2 separate regions of the Homo sapiens genome follow, and region 1 is linked to region 2. A link is a loop called in an ENCODE intact Hi-C map of the cell type or tissue named here. Cell type or tissue: A673. All regions are shown on one strand. Links, peaks and the distances in the headings refer to the core of each region. The heading gives the core; the rest is flanking DNA.

Region 1 (8,425 bases), core at 2,040-7,039, 490 kb before region 2:
CTGAGCCAAATATGAGTGGCCATGGCCCATGACACAGCCCTCAGGAGGTCCTGAGAACATGTGTCCAAGGTGGTTGGGGTGCAGCTTGGTCTTATATATTTTATGGAGACATGAGGCACCAATAAAATACATTTAAGAAATACATTGGCTTGGTCCAGAAAGGCAAGACAACTCAAAGTGGGGTGCGGGATGGGGCTTCCAGACTGTTGGTAAATTTAAACTTTTTCTGGTTGAAAATTGGTTGAGTTTGTCTAAAGACCTGGGATAGATAGAAAGAAAGGAAATGTTCAGGTTAAGGTAAAAGATTGTGGAGACCAAGATTCTTTTGAAGTCTTATAGTGGCGCCCTTAGAGACAATAGATGACAAATGTTTCATATTCAGATCTTTAAAATGTGCTAGACTTTTAGTTAATTTCTTTAGGATTGGGAGAGCCTGGAAGAAAAAGATCCAGTCATGTTAACAGAGATTCTTTACAGACACAAATTTTCCCCCACAAAGGACAGCTTTGCAGGGCCATTTCAAGATATGGCAAATAAACACGTTTGGGGGTACAATGTTTTGATTTTCTTCCTTGTCTCGTAATGTTATGCGAGAGACAGGTTGGAAAGGAAGTGATGATATACAGGGTTAAATAAAACCCATCTGATGAGAATTTATGCTTTGTAGGGCATGACTCCCCAGACCCCTTAGATAGGAATTTGGGCAAGATAAAAAAAAATCAGAGCTTAGTCCTCAGTATAATAAACAGAGTAAAAACAGTAATGTGGGATGTTAAGACAAATACATATTTGTAGTACTGAATATATAAACATCTTTTCTCTCTAGAATGGATGAAATTTCCAGGTTATGATCACAAAGAATTACACATTATGAGAAAAGGACAAAGAGATTATAACGTGTATTTAAGAAGTGTTAGGTAAAGTTACTTTTGAGCAATTAGTATATTACAAAAGAAAGTGCCTTTCTGTGGACTGCCATATCACATACTTAACGTGGCTTTAGGGCAGAGTCGTCTAGAAAAGTGACTACGTGTAGGAGCTTTGGGGCTATTAGGTCCTGGATTTAAATTCTGGCTCAGGCTCTTTTACTGGTTGCATAACCTTAGGCAAGTATCTGTGAGACATTTTCATCTGCAAAAATTGTGATAGCAATTATTATTACTAAGGCATTGCTTATAATCTAAGATTGTAATTTATGTAATTGCCTAGGAAACCATAGAAGATCTACTCTAGTCTGTCTGGATTTAGATACCCAGGTCTCATATGGTCCGCTCCCTTAAAACACACACATGCACACACACACACACGGGCTGAAGAAACTCAAGAGAAGTAAATTTTGAAATGACTGAAGTTGATAAGTGCTATGAAGAAAAACAGTGCAGAAAAAGGTATAGGAAGTATTGGTGGGGGGAAGGAGTTTATAATTTTTAATAGTGGCACTTAAGAACATTCCTAAAAGAGACAAAGGATTGAGTCATATGAATAGTTAGGGAAAGTGTGATGTAGGAAGGGGAATTGCAAGTATAGAAGTCCTACGATGGGCATATGCTTGACGTGTTCCAGGAGCAGTAAGATCCATGTATTGGAATGGAGTGGACAAGGTGGAGATTGGATGTAGTAGAATATGAGGTCAGTAGAGGAGGCCAGATCATGTAAGACCTTGCAGATCATTCTAAGGAGTTTGCTTTTTATTTCTATTACTAAAAGGTGATGCTATTAGAGGGTTTTAACAGGATAATTTACGTTTTAACAGGGTTACTTTGACGCTGCATTGAGAAAAGACTATAAAGGGACAAATATAAAGACAAGGAGACCTGTTAGCAGGCTATTACAATAATCAATATGGGAGGTGATGGTGATTTGTAGAGAAACAGGAAGCCTAGTTTTTACTAGGGTAGTAGCAGTGTGGTGTGCTGACAGACTGGATGTGTGATATGATAAGAGAGATTTCAGTCCAGGTCTCTGGAAAGATGCAGTTGGTATGTACTGAAATAGGGAAGACTAGGAGAAGAAGGATTGAGAGGGAAAATCAAGAGCTCAGGTTTGGACACGTTAAGTTTTAAATGCCTACTAGATATCCAAGTGAAGTTATAGAGTAGGTGTTTGGGTGTATGAACTTGTGGTTCAGGGGAGATGTCCAGGCTAGGATAATTAATTTGGGAGTTATCAGCATATCGATGATGCGTAAAACTGTGATGCTGAATGAGGTCATTGAGGGAGCAAGTGTAGAAAGAGAAGAGAAATTGTCTGAAGACTCAGCCCCAGAGTACATTAATATTAGCAAGTTGATTAGGAGACCAAGTAATGGAGACTGAAAGTGAGTGGCTACTGAGATAAGAGGAAAAGCAGGAGAGAGTAGTTTGCTGGACATAAAGTAAATAAAATGTTAATAAGGAAAGAGTAAGAAATTGTCTCAACTACTACTTGATGTCAAGTAAATGACAACTGAGAATGGAGCATTGGTTTTAATAATTTGGAGGTAATTTGTGACATAGGTAAGGGTAGTTTTGCATTAAGGGTAGTTAAAAAGGTTGATAAAGTGGGCTCCAGAAAATAAAAAGTAATATTGAAGACAATAAATGCTTTTTAGACATGTTGTAAAAAGGAGAGAAATGGAGCAGTAGTAGAGTAGTGAGATCAAGTAAAATTTTTCGTTTAAAATGAGAAAGTGATAATATATTTATGTGCAATAGGAAAAGGGCTAGTGCAGAAGAAAAATTTAATGATACAGGGATGAAATAGAAGAATGATGAAGAAATGCTTTCAAGTAGAAGAGGGAAAGTAGGAACTAATGCATACAATGGTTTGGGTTTTGCTAGGATAATGGACAGCTTATTCACAGTTTCAAGAGTAGGCAGGATATATGGGCACAGAGGTAGGTTGCTTGGTATATATAATGGAAGTTTATGAAGATTCTCTTCTAATTGCTTCTATGCTGTCAGAGAAATATGAAGGCTGGTTCTTTGTAGAGATTAGAATAGTGGGAAAGGCAATGGGCCAGAGAAACACAGAAGGGTTCCCAGATAGCACTAAGGCACCCTTCATACTAGAGGAACCCTCAGTATCAGTGTGTGCTTTTCTCTGGCCATTTTCATGTATGTGGATGCAGGCATGGTACACAGCTGAATTGGGTTTAACCAAGATTTGAAGTTTGCCAAGCAAGTATGAAATAGTAAGGGAGGAGCAAGGGATTTAAAGATACATGCATAGGACTGATTATACTTATTGACATGGATTTCAAACTCTCCAAGGATGTGAATGAGGAGGTGATGGAGGTGAAGGACAGTGAGAGATGGTAGGATCTATGGATTGTAGACCATAGTGGGTCAAAAAATTGCCAGCTGGAAAGTAGAGAAACTTGGTTAGAAATAGAGTGGTGAAAGTGATTTTAATGCCTGCCGTGAAGGTCAGAATAAGGAGTTTAGATTTTATACTTAATTGGATGCAAGGCTTTTGGAAAGTTTAAAGAGGGAAATGGCAAGATCTGATTTTTTTAAAAAATGTATTCTACCTGCCCTGTGGAGAATGAGTTACAGTGGAGTTGGGGAACAAGAGGAACAGTGGGAGGTACTGAAAACTGGAGAGATTTGGGGTACATTTTAGAACAAAGCTGACAGAACTGGCTAAAGAATTGGGTATGGCGGAAGGCAAAAATGGAGAATCTATTATTGCTATTTTTTTTTTCTGGTCAAACCACTGGGTGACAACTGGAACTGTGATTTCCTTTAGGAGAAAAACAAGAGACCTCTTTTGAGGACACTAAGTTTGAGATGCGTATTAGATACCCAGAAGGAAATACCAAATACTGTGTATTCAAGGATAGAGCATAAGAGAAAGGGAAGAGCTGTCATCCGAGGCTCAGTGAAAGGATGGTGTTTAAGTTAGTGGGTCTGCATGGGCTCACTTGAGGAGTGAGATTAGAAAGAGGGAAAACGTGCTACATGTTCATTAGTGAGTATAGGGATGAAAGTAAGCAAGAAGAATGAATACCTTTGAACACATAAAAAGCAAAGTTAACGAGCACTGAAGTGGACTCTCAAAGAAGACAGCTGATTTCTCCTTTAATTGCCACAGGAAGAGAAAACAAATCTGCCTTCCTGGATGTGGGGCTGCTGGAACAAAAAAACTACCTTTCTACTTCCGCACACTTCTTGAGCCCTCTATGCAATACCCTCCTTAGCCAGCTCAAGCCATGATCAAAGTCACTCAGGAACCTGTTTTTTTCCCCATAGTTTTACAAATAGAACGGTCAGTGAATGCTCCCAACATATTCCAACATTTGATTAGTCTGTTGACATTTGTTCTCATATTGGTATGTTTAATATTTAGGGCAACTATGTCAAACCATGAAGACAAATGTCAAAGTGTTAGATTATCAAAAGAGGTAAATAATATATAAATAATGTATAAGTAGTGCTGTAGGATAAGAAAGCAATTTTGAATTTTTATTTATGATTGAAGAATATCTTCATTAAGGAAGACTTTAGCTTGTCTAAAATTTTCTCTTGACCTAAAAATTTTTTATTTAAATGTGTTGCTTATTTTCCACACAGCAAGTTTATAGTTTAAAATATTTTTTTAATCTTCCTTTAGCAATAGCCTGTAAGTATAGCAATCAAATATCCTTTTGTGGTTAGATAATATTTTTACCCCAAGGATCTCTTAAGTATTTTAGCAATCAGTCAGTATTTAATGCCCTATTTGGTGCAAAACAGAGAGATACTGAGAAGACAGATGGATTTTGCAATATTCCAAAATAAATTAAATGCAGAACAACAAAGAAAAAAAACCTCAGGGCTCCTGAATCACAGAGACTAAGCAGTGCAGGACACCAAATTATAGCTAAAGATAGTGAAAAATGATAGTTTCTAAAAAAGTGGGAATAGAAAAAAATGTACATTTACTGTAGCTATTTGCTTTGAGATATTCTTCCTTCCTTCCTTCCTTCCTTCCTTCCTTCCTTCCTTCCTTCCTTCCTTCCTTCTTCCCTCCCTCTCTCCCTCTCTTCCTCCCTTCCTTCCTTCCCTTTTTTCTTCCTGCCTCCCCCTCCCTTTCTCTCTCCCTCCCTTCCTTCTCCCCCCTTTTTTTGCGCCAAACCTTACTTGCCCAGAAACATCATCTACTTACGGATTCAATAGAAGTTATCCCCTCTGTTCTTTTACAAGAGGTTCCCTTTTATTTCATGGTTTTAGCTATACAGAGAATTCAATTCAACAAATAACTGCTTTGCACTTACTATATATGTTAAGTATTGTGTATGTGCTGTTACAGAAGGGAACACACAGAAATGCAAATCCTTCTTAGTATGGTAAGTTCTGTAACAGAGAAAGAAAGGGATTATAGCATAAAGGTTAAGAGCATGGGCTTCGGAGTCAGGCTGTATGGCACTAGTGTATGATGTTGAACAAGTTACTTAACCTCTGTGTGTCTCAGTTTACTTATTGGTAAAAAGTAATAAGTAGTATTTATTTCATAAGAGTTTAGTAAAGTTTAAATAAGGTATATATTAGAACTGTACCTGGCGTATAGTAGGCATTATATAGGTACAACTATTGTTTATAATTGTGTAAATATGAAAATGTACACAATTATAATTGTAGTGTTTCCTAGATTTCTTTCTACCCTCTTCTCATTTATCAGCATATTGGAAATGGCAACAGTCATGAAAATCCTTCCTTCCTCAATTTCCCCATCTTCCTTCATTTGTTCTCTGCCTGATTGTCCCTTCCCATTGGTCTGTGTCTCCTCAACCAATGTCTCCTGTGCTCAGTGTCTAACTGTTGGTGTACTCCATTTTGGCTTTCCCTTTTTCTCAGTCTACATACTCTTTCTGAGCAATCTTGCCACTCCTGGTGCTTATGTAATCATCTGCACACAAATGACTGCAATTCTACATCTAATGTATAGATGTCTGCTCTAAGCACTAGTCCCCATTTCTATCAATGGGACTAAGAAAAATATCCGGTGGACTAAGGAACTCTAAAAGCAACTTGTTTACAGTGTTTCTTATCACTGTTTGCCTACACTCCAACCTGATTCCTGCCTTGAATTTCCATTGTAATTGAAGGTGCCACTGTTATACCATAATCTGCGTTGGAAACCTGGAAGTCACCTATGACCACAGTCCACCAGGTAATCAGCTCTGTCAGTTACACCTCTTACATTTCTCTTGACTCCTCCCACCCCTTCTCTACTTTCACTGCTGCTATTGAATTCAGGTTTTCTTCTCAGTCACCTGACCTATAGTAGCAGTCTCTTATCTGGTCTATCTGCTTCCAATTTCAGCATCCCTCCCTTAAGATCAACCTTTACATTGCCACCAGACACTTTCTATAGTGAAAATTAGATCATGTTTCTTTTCTGCAGAGTTTCTATAAGTATAGCATTGATATTTTCACTAAACTCACCTGGAATTTTTTTTTAAGTGAAAATTTCTGGAGCTAAACTCAGATTTGAGAATTAGAATTCTCACAAGAGAATTCACATTCACACTAGGCCCAGGAATTTATACTTTAGTTGATTTTACCCAAACTAGAGTCTGAGCAACGTTGGCCTATAGTATGAATTCTAAACACGTATCCTTTCATGAGACTTCCTCATCCCTCACCGCTCCTTCTTTGCAATGTCTGCTCTATGCCCATAGAATTGTTGGATTCTCCAAATGCAAAACAGTATTTCATACTTTCTTGATCTTCTATACTTCAAAAATTTCCCTGCTTGTTCTTTTTCTCCTTTCTGTAACTAACTTGGCACATCACAAATAACATCTCTTTTCTCACCAGTTCCTGGAGATTTACTATAAACATATCACTAAATCACAAAAGGAGGAGGTTTCATCTTCTCTTTATTCCTTCATACCCCTTGTTTTACCATCTGAATAAAGACTGGCATCCTAGATATGGCCTCTATGGTGTGCATGAGCTGGGCTCATGTACCTCCTTGTATTTCAGCTTCCCCCTCCCTTTTGGTGCTTCACATTCTGCCTTCTTTCCATTCACGTGAGCCACGTTCCTTACTAACTCAAGGTTTCCACACTGGCTGTTATCTCTGCGTAGAATTCCATTTCTACTCTGCCTCGCCCAGTAAATTAGTACAAATGCCTCAGAAGTTGGTTCAAGGGATCTTTCCATGACCCTACAGACCAGCGTTTTTACAGGTCAGGGTTTCTCAACAGCGGCACTACGGCATTTTGGACCAGAGAGTTGTCTGTTGTGGAGAGCTGTCCTGTGCATTGCAGGATGTTTAGCGGATGCTGGCAGTACTTCTAATTCGTGACAATAAAAAATGTCTTCAGATATTGCCATGTGTCTCCTGTAGCAACATTACCTCCAGTCTTGAGAACCGCTGGACTGAGTTAAGTGCCCCTCTTAAATGCTCTTCCTACCCTTTATTCTTCAAGTTGTGCTTGTAAGTATTCAGGTGTGATTGCTGTTTGCCTGCTAGAATGTAAGTGCCATGGAAGTGGGGACCATGACTGTCTCATGTACTGTTCCATCCCTGGTGCCTCACACAGCGCTAGGTACTAAGCATTTCGGACTGAATTGTGTCCCCCTGAAATCCATGCATTGCAATCCTAAACTCTAGTACCTCAGAATGTGACTATCTGGACAAGTGGCTTTAAAAAGGTAATTGAGTAGAATGCCGTCATACAGATGGGCACAATCCAACATAGCGATTGTCCTTGTAAGAAGGACAACATGTGTGCACAAAGAGGGAAGGCCCTGTGCAGACACCAGAAGAAGATGGCCATCTGCAAGTTAAGGAGAGTCCTCAATATAAACCAACCTTGCCAACACCTTGATGTTGAACTTCCAGCTTCCAGAACTGCGAGAAAATAAATTTGCTTTTTAAGCCACCCATTCTGTGGTATTTCATTATGGCAGTCCTAGCAAAGGATACACTAAATAAGAACTCAACAAATATTTTCTTGACTAAGTCTCTTTTGCACAGTCTATACCATGTGAGTCATTCCCCTCTTTTCTTCTGACCTTCAAGAGATTCTCTTAACACATTGATTTTTTTCCTTCACTGAGCCAATGAGTTGCATGTCTACATTGATGAATAATATCATACCTCAATCTTGGAGTTTCTTCTCTAAATTTAATCTACTGCATGGAATAGCCACAATTTAGTCCATTATCTCTTTGAACATCTGCACCATCACGGCTCCAGTTCCTCTGCTTGTGGTTTGCCTTATGTGTCTATGGCTTTGATTCTCCCATATTTTCTCAAGTTGACAGTCCAGAGCTTTTACCGTCTGCATTCAACCAGATCACTTTATCCTGTTTTCTTCACTTGCCTCTTTATTCATCCAGGCTTCCTGACAAGTTATCTTGATGTTTCTCTTTCTAGCCTCCCGAATCATTTAACCCCTTGAATTTTCTCTCAGCTTTTTATGCCAATCTTCAATTCTGTCACTCCTAGC
Region 2 (8,425 bases), core at 1,371-6,370:
AGTGCTTGAGTGGAAATCCAAGTTCCTTACAGCTTTATACATTCAGCCTTGCTGGCTATCCTGTCTCCATTGTGAACTTCCAAGACTTTTCGGGAAACTAAGTGTCTTCTGGGGACATTTCTGCGGCATTGGTTCCTGGTGGTTGGAAATGTGCACATTCTTTATTATTTAGATATTGAGATTCATGGTTCAGCTTGTGTTGTAGAATAAAGTGATAAATGGCATATCACACCTTGTCATCATGAACTCTGAAAAATATTTTAGAAGTTTTTCCTTTCCGAAGAGTTCCTATAATACATTTCTATGGCCTGGAAATATTTTCTGTTGATGTAAAGTCACTGTGTATGGAAGGTTCTCTGTGTGGGTATCTTTACTATACAAGGGACAGACTTCCGAGATCTCAGCCTGTGAATTAGTCACACCTTTGCTTGTGTGTGGTGGAGCTTTTAGTTCAGGCTGATTTCTGGAAAAGGACCACCCAGCCTTGGCATTTGACCTAACAAGTTGCTACCTATTCCAAAAAGAAAATTCATTAATACCTTAATGAATGAGAGTTGTCTGCATTACTAGAGTATATGTCAGCTATGGAACCTTTGACTAATATGACTCTTACAGACTCAGTCTGATTCCACCAGTAATTTGATAAAGAGCTGTAGCCAGTTGGCACCAGACCAGCTGTCAGTATGGCCCCCAGCACACCAGCTCAATGCTACTTTGTGTGGTGTTGCTCCGTTCTGTTAAGCAGATGTTATGATTTAGGCCAGACGTCCTGCGTTTCATTAGGAAGAAAAATAGTCACCTATTTATCTCATTCATTCAGTCTTCAATGGACCAATCAACGGACTGAACATGTGTGGTCTGTAAACTCTGATTCCAGCTTTAGCCATTACTTATAGCAAATACTTTAGAATGCCACTACCTCCAACTTTCTTAAAATACTCTCTTCTATGCAGCAGGTTTCCCTGGTTCTTTGCTCTTTATATTTACAGATTAGTGACTTTAAATCACAATCAAAAGAGATACTTGCTCAACATGCAGTGGTTTTCAGATATTCTTTTCCTGAACCAATGTTTTTCCTCTTGAAATAACATTATATTTATAATTCAGAAGCTTAGTTTCATATTTAGTAAAGAACTCTAGGTGCGGTTAAGCCAATTTTCTCATAGTGGTTTCCTATCAATTACAAACTGATGTTAGGAGTGTATATATGTACACAATGGTAATAGAAGCAGACTGCTATTTCATGAGAGGCAGAAAATGAGATTTAGTAGGCCCTGTCTGTAGAATTTTCATACTTGAGGTTGGCCATAAACGTCAGCTAGGTTTTTGGGTAAATACATTGACAGGTTTATGCAAACATCCATATACTTATTCAGAATCTTCTGCATCCTACGCAATGTGTGTACTCCACTGGGTTACAGAGATTAACAAGTGACACATTCCTTCAGTTATCACCTGCTTTGCATGTTGTGCTTCAGGATAAATAGACTCTACTGATGTCTCCTTGTTCACTGTATTTCCCTACGCTGTCTTCTCTTTCCAGTGAGATTCTTTGTGGTATGTTCAGTCTTTTTGTACTAGCCAGTATCTTTGATCAAATGAAGTAAGCCTTCCTTTTCATCCATAATGATTATAACAAACAATTACTCTAATGCTTATTGGTTATAATTTTTTTTATTTCTACTTTTTAAGTAGAGTGCAGTGGAAAGAGACAAAAGAGAGATCAGCTTTTTTTCCCCCTTTTCTTTCTTCCGTTAAGTAACTCCATTCCTTTCTTCTACTCCCTAGTTAATATGAATTGTTTATTTCATTTCTTTCCTCACTCCTCCGAAGTCAGAAGTGATAGTGGGTGATGTAGTGTGGTATGGAATAGACAGTGGATTCACACTGAGACAGAGCAATTTTTAGTCTCTTTTGTTTTGTATGTCTTCAATTAGACTGAACATTATGATCACTTCAGTAAAACTGTATCAAAGAAAATAAGTATATTAAAATTTATGTGCCAATATTTTGTTGGAGGGATTATAGCAAATTAACAAAGTTTGAAATATATTTCATACTTTTTCATGTTTATTTGCTTTATAATATTTTAGTTTTCTTCTATAGACTTAAGTAGGAATGGCGGCTTTATTTCTTCAATGTATGATGGTTTTTCTGGGGAAAGGAAAGAGCCTTTGGCAATGGCAAATAACCTGTAATTTATGTAATTATTAATAGCTTGGACAATATTATTTTCAGTCCATCTCAATTAAACTTTGCTTTGTGATCTGTAGTGTGTTATACATTTAATTATTTTTTATTTTAAATGTGCTAAGTCACACAGATGAAAATTACAACACAGGTAAATTAGAATAGTTTTTAAATGTCATAAATAAGAGCAAAGCATTCAAACTCTCCAAGATGTCCAATATTAAAATAAGTGTACCATCTACATGAAAAGTAAATTAAAAATATTCTAGCATTAAGTATTATCAGTGTTTGCTAATGATATGGTTTGTAAGAGCTAAATAAACAAATATATAGTGAAAATTATTCTCCTTTCATTTATGCTATGAAGATTTGTTGCATTTAAGTTTTGTAAAAATATAATAATACTTTATTGAGTTTAGTTTAAGTGCCTAAGGGTAGGATAATGTTCAACGGGTTCTATGATTATCAAACCCAGAAGGACCCAATCTTTTAATATGATTGTTTGAAATTTTCTGATGAATCCTTTGGATTAAATTCAGAATAAAATACCATTTTTTATATTCTGTTTAAATTCTGAGATTGAATTGCAATAGTAGAATTGGTTTTAATAGCCAAATAGTGGAATTTCATATGAAGTTATTACATTGTTTTCCTCATTGTGTCTTTTTAGAGATTACATATTTTATTGATTTCACCTTTCTTAATTATGCTGTAAATGTGTTAAATTATTAGTATGCCCTGAACATATTTTATTGATATGTATTTCTGTCCCAAAAATTATCTCATTTTGAGTGATTTGTTTTTTTTTAAAAAAATTATTTCTTCTTTTTAAAAAAGGCCTTTAGTGAATTTGAGATTGAGCAGCATCAAGAATGTGCTTATGACCACTTAGAAGTATTTGATGGAGAAACAGAAAAGTCACCGATTCTTGGACGACTGTGTGGCAACAAGATACCAGATCCCCTTGTGGCTACTGGAAATAAAATGTTTGTTCGGTTTGTTTCTGATGCATCTGTTCAAAGAAAAGGCTTTCAAGCTACACATTCTACAGGTCAGCAAATTCAAGTCATGCTTCTCTTTTTTGACTGAGATCCAGGTTTTTCTTCTGGTGAATTTGGTTCAATAATAGGATTGTAAATAAATCTCCAAGCATAGCAGATAAAATTTCACTGAAGCACTTTGTGAAATATTTGCAGAACCATACAGCATCCTACCTAAAGATCTTTGCAGTTGTTGAGTTTTAGGAAAACCCTAGTTTCTGTCTGATTTGTGATCAGTGCAGTTTGTTTAAGTAGAACAGTGCAGTTTGTTTAAGTAGAACTGTACCTAAATATTTATACAATGTATTTCATATTAACATTAGCAGTTTGATTTACATGTTATATTTAACAGATAGAAATCTATGGCTTGTTATTAAAAATGTGTGTTTTATCTAATAACCTATCTGATTAGCTAGATTTTACATTAATATATTTTTATAAATAAGTTTAAGACTGATCTATTTGACAGAGCCTCTATTTTTCCTTTGTTTATTTGGTATGCAACATGATCTTTTGCCTAATCCTACTCTCTAATTTACTCTTACAGATTTCGACTAACTGCTCTGGAAATCTTAAAGAAATAGAATTTAATTTAGAAAAATATGAAAAATTTTAGACAAAAATATAGAGTAACATTACTTATAGTTTGGAGACAGTTTAGTTATATGTTCCATAAAATATCTAGAGAATGTGCCCTTTTCATTCAGTTAAGACAGTATATCAGTTAAATGTATATTAGCTAGTCATTTAGCTTATACTGACACCTAGTGGCATTGCTGATGCATAAACGATTGATACACGGGAGAAATTTGCCTTGGTGGAAAACACAGTATAAAAACAATACAAATTCATCCATGAAATAATTTTAGTGAAATTTTGTCATGAATTTCTGCAGATTGTTTTTATTCTTTCACTTGATTTTGTAATTCATAATTTTAACTATTCCATTATCCAACATTATTTTTCATTCTAGTATATTTTATTATGAGCATTAGATTTATATTGAAGTCTGTGATAAAGATATTGTCAGGATACTAATCTGATTAATAATAGTAATCATTGGTCTTCTATCAATAATGCAAATTAATTGCTTCTTATGATTAATATAAATATAAATATTATGGCATGAGGAAAATCTTACATGGACCAGAGAAATGTCAGGCTAATGAGAGATTTTCCACACATTTGACATTTACTCTTTGAATATTTTTCTTATAACTTGTCACCTAATGAAGGGGTGGAAAAATAAAATCCTATTACTTAATCAATATTTCACTGATAGCGCAGAGTTCATCAGATTTTAGAAAATATCGTCATCATAGGTTCCAAGAAGGTAGTGTGAAAATATACTGTCAAAACTGTTTAAATAGCTGATGATATAGTATTTTAAGATTATGTATTTTTTCTTAGTTTTATAAAAACTTACTTTTATACTGTCTCTTTTTACCCCTTGTAAGTGGGATAACTGAGGTTCCATTATGTCCCAGTGTGTTGGTACATCTGGGTTCCTGCTACAAGTGAACCCTTAACTAGCAGGAAACTTTTGAAAAGATCATTTCTTCAGATCTCAGTTTTCTCATCTGTAAAATAATACTCCCAAGGTTACTTACAGCAGTAAAACTCCATAACTCCCTAATTTGCATGACTTCTGCCCGTGCACGCCATTTGCGGTGTTTGCATTATGATTAACATTCCATTGAGATGATCTAATTTTATCTTAATAGAGGTCATGTGAAGGGGTGGCCTGCCTCTCCACACCTGTGGGTATTTCTCATCAGGTGGGACGAGAGACTGAGAAAAGAAATAAGACACGGAGACAAAGTATAGAGAAATAATAGTGGGCCCAGGAGACCGGCACTTAGCACACCAAGGACCTGCACTGGCACTGGTCTCTGAGTTCTCTCAGTTTTTATTGATTATTATTTTCACTATCTCAGCAAGAGGAATGCGCTAGGAGAGCAGGGTGATAATAGGGAGAAGGTCAGCAAGAAAACTTGTGAGCAAAGGAATCTGTGTCACAATTAAGTTCAAGGGGAGGTACTATGCCTGGATGTGCACATAGGCCAGATTTATGTTTCTCTCCGCCCAAACATCTCAGTGGAGTAAAGAATAACAAAGCAGCATTGCTGCCAACATGTCTCGCCTCCTGCCATAGGGCGGTTTTTCTCTTATTTCAGAATTGAACAAATGTACAATCGGGTTTTATATCAAGACATTCAGTTCCCAGGGGCAGGCAGGAGACAGTGGCTTTCCTCTATCTGAACTGCAAGAGGCTTTCCTCTTTTACTAATCCACCTCAGCACAGACCCTTTACAGGTGTCGGGCTGGGGGACGGTCAGGCCTTTCTCATCCCACGATGCCATATTTCAGACTATCACATGGGGAGAAACCTTGGACAATACCCGGCTTTCCAAGGCAGAGGTCCCTGCGGCTTTCCGCAGTGCATTGTGCCCCTGGTTTATCGAGACTAGAGAATGGCGATGACTTTTACCAAGCATACTGCTTGTAAACATTTTGTTAACAAGGCACGTCCTGCACAGCCCTAGATCCCTTAAACCTTGATTCCATACAACATATGTTTTTGTGAGCTCAAAGATGGGGCAAAGTGGCTGGGGCAAAGTGGCTGGGGCAAAGTTACAAATTAACAGCATCTCAGCAAAGCAATTGTTCAAGGTACAGGTCAAAATGGAATTTCTTATGTCTTCCCTTTCTACATAGACACAGTAATAGTCTGATCTCTCTTTCTTTTCCCTACAGTCATGTATTGTGATCCAATGGTAGAGAATGCACTGGGCATTTTAGGCATACACACATAGTTTACATAGATATTTGAATCCTCAAAAGAACTGTATGACATAGATATTATCCTCATTTTGCAGACAAAGACAGTGAAAATCTGGGTGATTAATTTGCAGTTTCTAAAATAGTGTCAAAGCCTGGATTTTATTCTAATTCTGATTGTCTCCAAAGATAGTGTACTTGCTACTATAGTAATACTTTCTCATGTAAAACTTTTGGATTAGGAAGAAAATGAATATAAAACTGTCATTCTTATTAGGTGAAGATTGAATTCTTCTTTATAGAAATATTAAGTAAATCTTTTCAAAATATATAAGTGACTAGGCTCATTTTATTTCCCTGTTTCATTCACAGCCATTCAGATACCCACGTGAGGAACCCCAATCACAATTTGTTAGGCAAAACGGGCCATGGATATTCTTTAAGCCTGCCCTGTCATTTCAGAAATGAGAAATTTGAGGCTAAAACATTTAATGGTAACTGAAATAGCACAAGAAGTTAATAACAGTTGAAATTAGAGTCCTGGCTTCGCAATTCCTGTTCCTTTATTATTCTGAGAATTTTTTATGTTACTTGTTTGTTTTTTCAGCTAGGTTGGAATTTTTCTGGTAGACTTCTTTTTTCTGTTACTTTCTAGTAGTCATACATGCTGAAATACTCTTACTTATGTCTGCTTTTATTTCTCCTCAAAATCTCTTTAACAGGTTCATTTATTCTACTCTTTCATCAAATATTTATTTTGCATCTGCTTTGGACAATGTAAATGTGTGGGAATTTTTAAGACAATAGAAGGGAATCCTGCCTATTGACAGCTTACAGTCTGATAAGTTAAACTTATGATTTTCAATTTATCTTTCAATTTCTGCTGACAAGACAGCCAAGTCCAGTACCGTATCTGTCAGCATTTGCTACGTGTATAAAGCATTTATTCATTATTTACTGTCTTCTAGAATATGGACGGCTATTTTTGATGGATCCTTAAGTATACAGTTTAATTTGCTTAGGTAAATTTATATTTCTGTATACAATTTTAATTTTATGCACAAGAAAAATTTCAAACACTATGAATTTTTGAACTAGGTGATTAGAAATGTTGTAATGTGTAATGATGGCTGCTTTTCTTTACAAGTCAAAAAAAAGTCCACGGAAAATGGACTTAATTGGAAAGAGTTCTTTTTTCCTCTGATAGTTTGCTCAAATTCTAATTCCAAATTTATTTTAATAGGTAACAAACAGTATTACTCCAGTCTTAAATAAGTTAATTAAAGGAAACAAATCTTTAGTAAAGAAAAAAATCCTGTGTCTTTTCTAAGAGGATATGGCTACAAAACAGAAAAACAGGAGAAACATGGAGAGAAAATAATTTTTAAAATCAAAGCATTTTCTCTTGGGACTTCTTTTCTGTAACATAAAACATCATGCTCTTTGTCAATGACATTCAAAAATAATATATTATTAAACTCTTTGGAAAGGAAATTATTTGATCTAAATCAATTAAATTGGAATGTTCACTAAAAGCATTTATAGGTCAAATTACAAGGTATCTCCTGGAGTTTAATACTTTACCAGGAAATAAACAAACCTGTCTTTCCAAATTAAAATGAAGTTCACCCTAGGCTTCTCTTCCCTTCTTGTTACCTTTCTTATTCAGCTTCATTTTCCATTTCTCAGAATTCTGTAAGAACCGCTTTGGCAGCTGTTCTTTAGTTGCTGTAAAAATGCTATTGCCAACATACTAAATAACTGGTTTTATATTTTTCTGACTTGGTAAATGAATAGGTAGATTTGATGAAATCTGTGATGAAAATGTGTTCACCGTATTTAAAAAGCATCTTTTAAAATGACCTATTACAATAAATGACCTATTGACCATTGCTTGAGTGGCCGGGAGGATTCTGGAAAACACTCAGAAGCAATTGCCCTCAGGCTGCCTATTTTATTCTGGAATTTCTCTCAGGGCATATTATAGGTTGGTGCAACAGTAATTACAGTTTAATAAAATCACACCTCTTTTGCATATAGCATTCAAATGTTCATTTCATTCTTTACAAATTCATCCTGTGGACTGAATTCTGTCATGGGTGTGTGTGTGTGTGTGTGTGTGTGTGTGTGTGTCACGGTTAGAAATTAATTCCAGATTTATTAGTTTGAGCGGTGATCCATAGGAATGAGGGTGTGCACTGCAACAGATAAACGAAAGCAGAAGCAAAACCGGGGGCGGGGGGAACTTCTTGTTGTCCCTAAATGCAATTTAAGGCATTTTTTTTAAATGTAGGCCATTTTTCTAGAAGTGTTTAATAAAGTTCCATAAAGACAACTTCCAGTGATTTTCAGATTCATAAAGCCTCTATGAACTCATTTTTCCTCTTCTGTTTAATTTCTTCAGTTCTTCCTTG

The links. A loop is a pair of places that touch in the nucleus more often than their neighbours do. Peaks named below come from ENCODE experiments on the same cell type or tissue, not always from the same donor. Only the 100,000 strongest peaks of a DNase experiment are listed, where the experiment ranks them.
Region 1: it touches region 2 in a loop (4-fold over the local background); 1 of 110 quality-filtered maps calls a loop at or near these places.

What each region holds. Positions count from the first base shown.
Region 1 is chr4:165,593,031-165,601,455 of GRCh38, forward strand. No RefSeq gene overlaps it. Among named protein-coding and RNA genes, the nearest start is that of LINC01179, 87 kb to the right of the region's middle. In A673, for the core only: no CTCF peak of the experiment used is centred there; DNase peaks (open chromatin) are centred at 4,781 and 5,091; H3K27ac peaks cover 3,650 bases.
Region 2 is chr4:166,088,101-166,096,525 of GRCh38, forward strand. TLL1 (tolloid like 1) reads left to right here. Exons shown (of 21, transcript NM_012464.5): 19 at 3,028-3,241. Among named protein-coding and RNA genes, the nearest start is that of TLL1, 220 kb to the left of the region's middle. In A673, for the core only: CTCF peaks have their summits at 3,132 and 4,000 (motif pointing left); a DNase peak (open chromatin) is centred at 3,981; H3K27ac peaks cover 262 bases; H3K27me3 peaks cover 480 bases.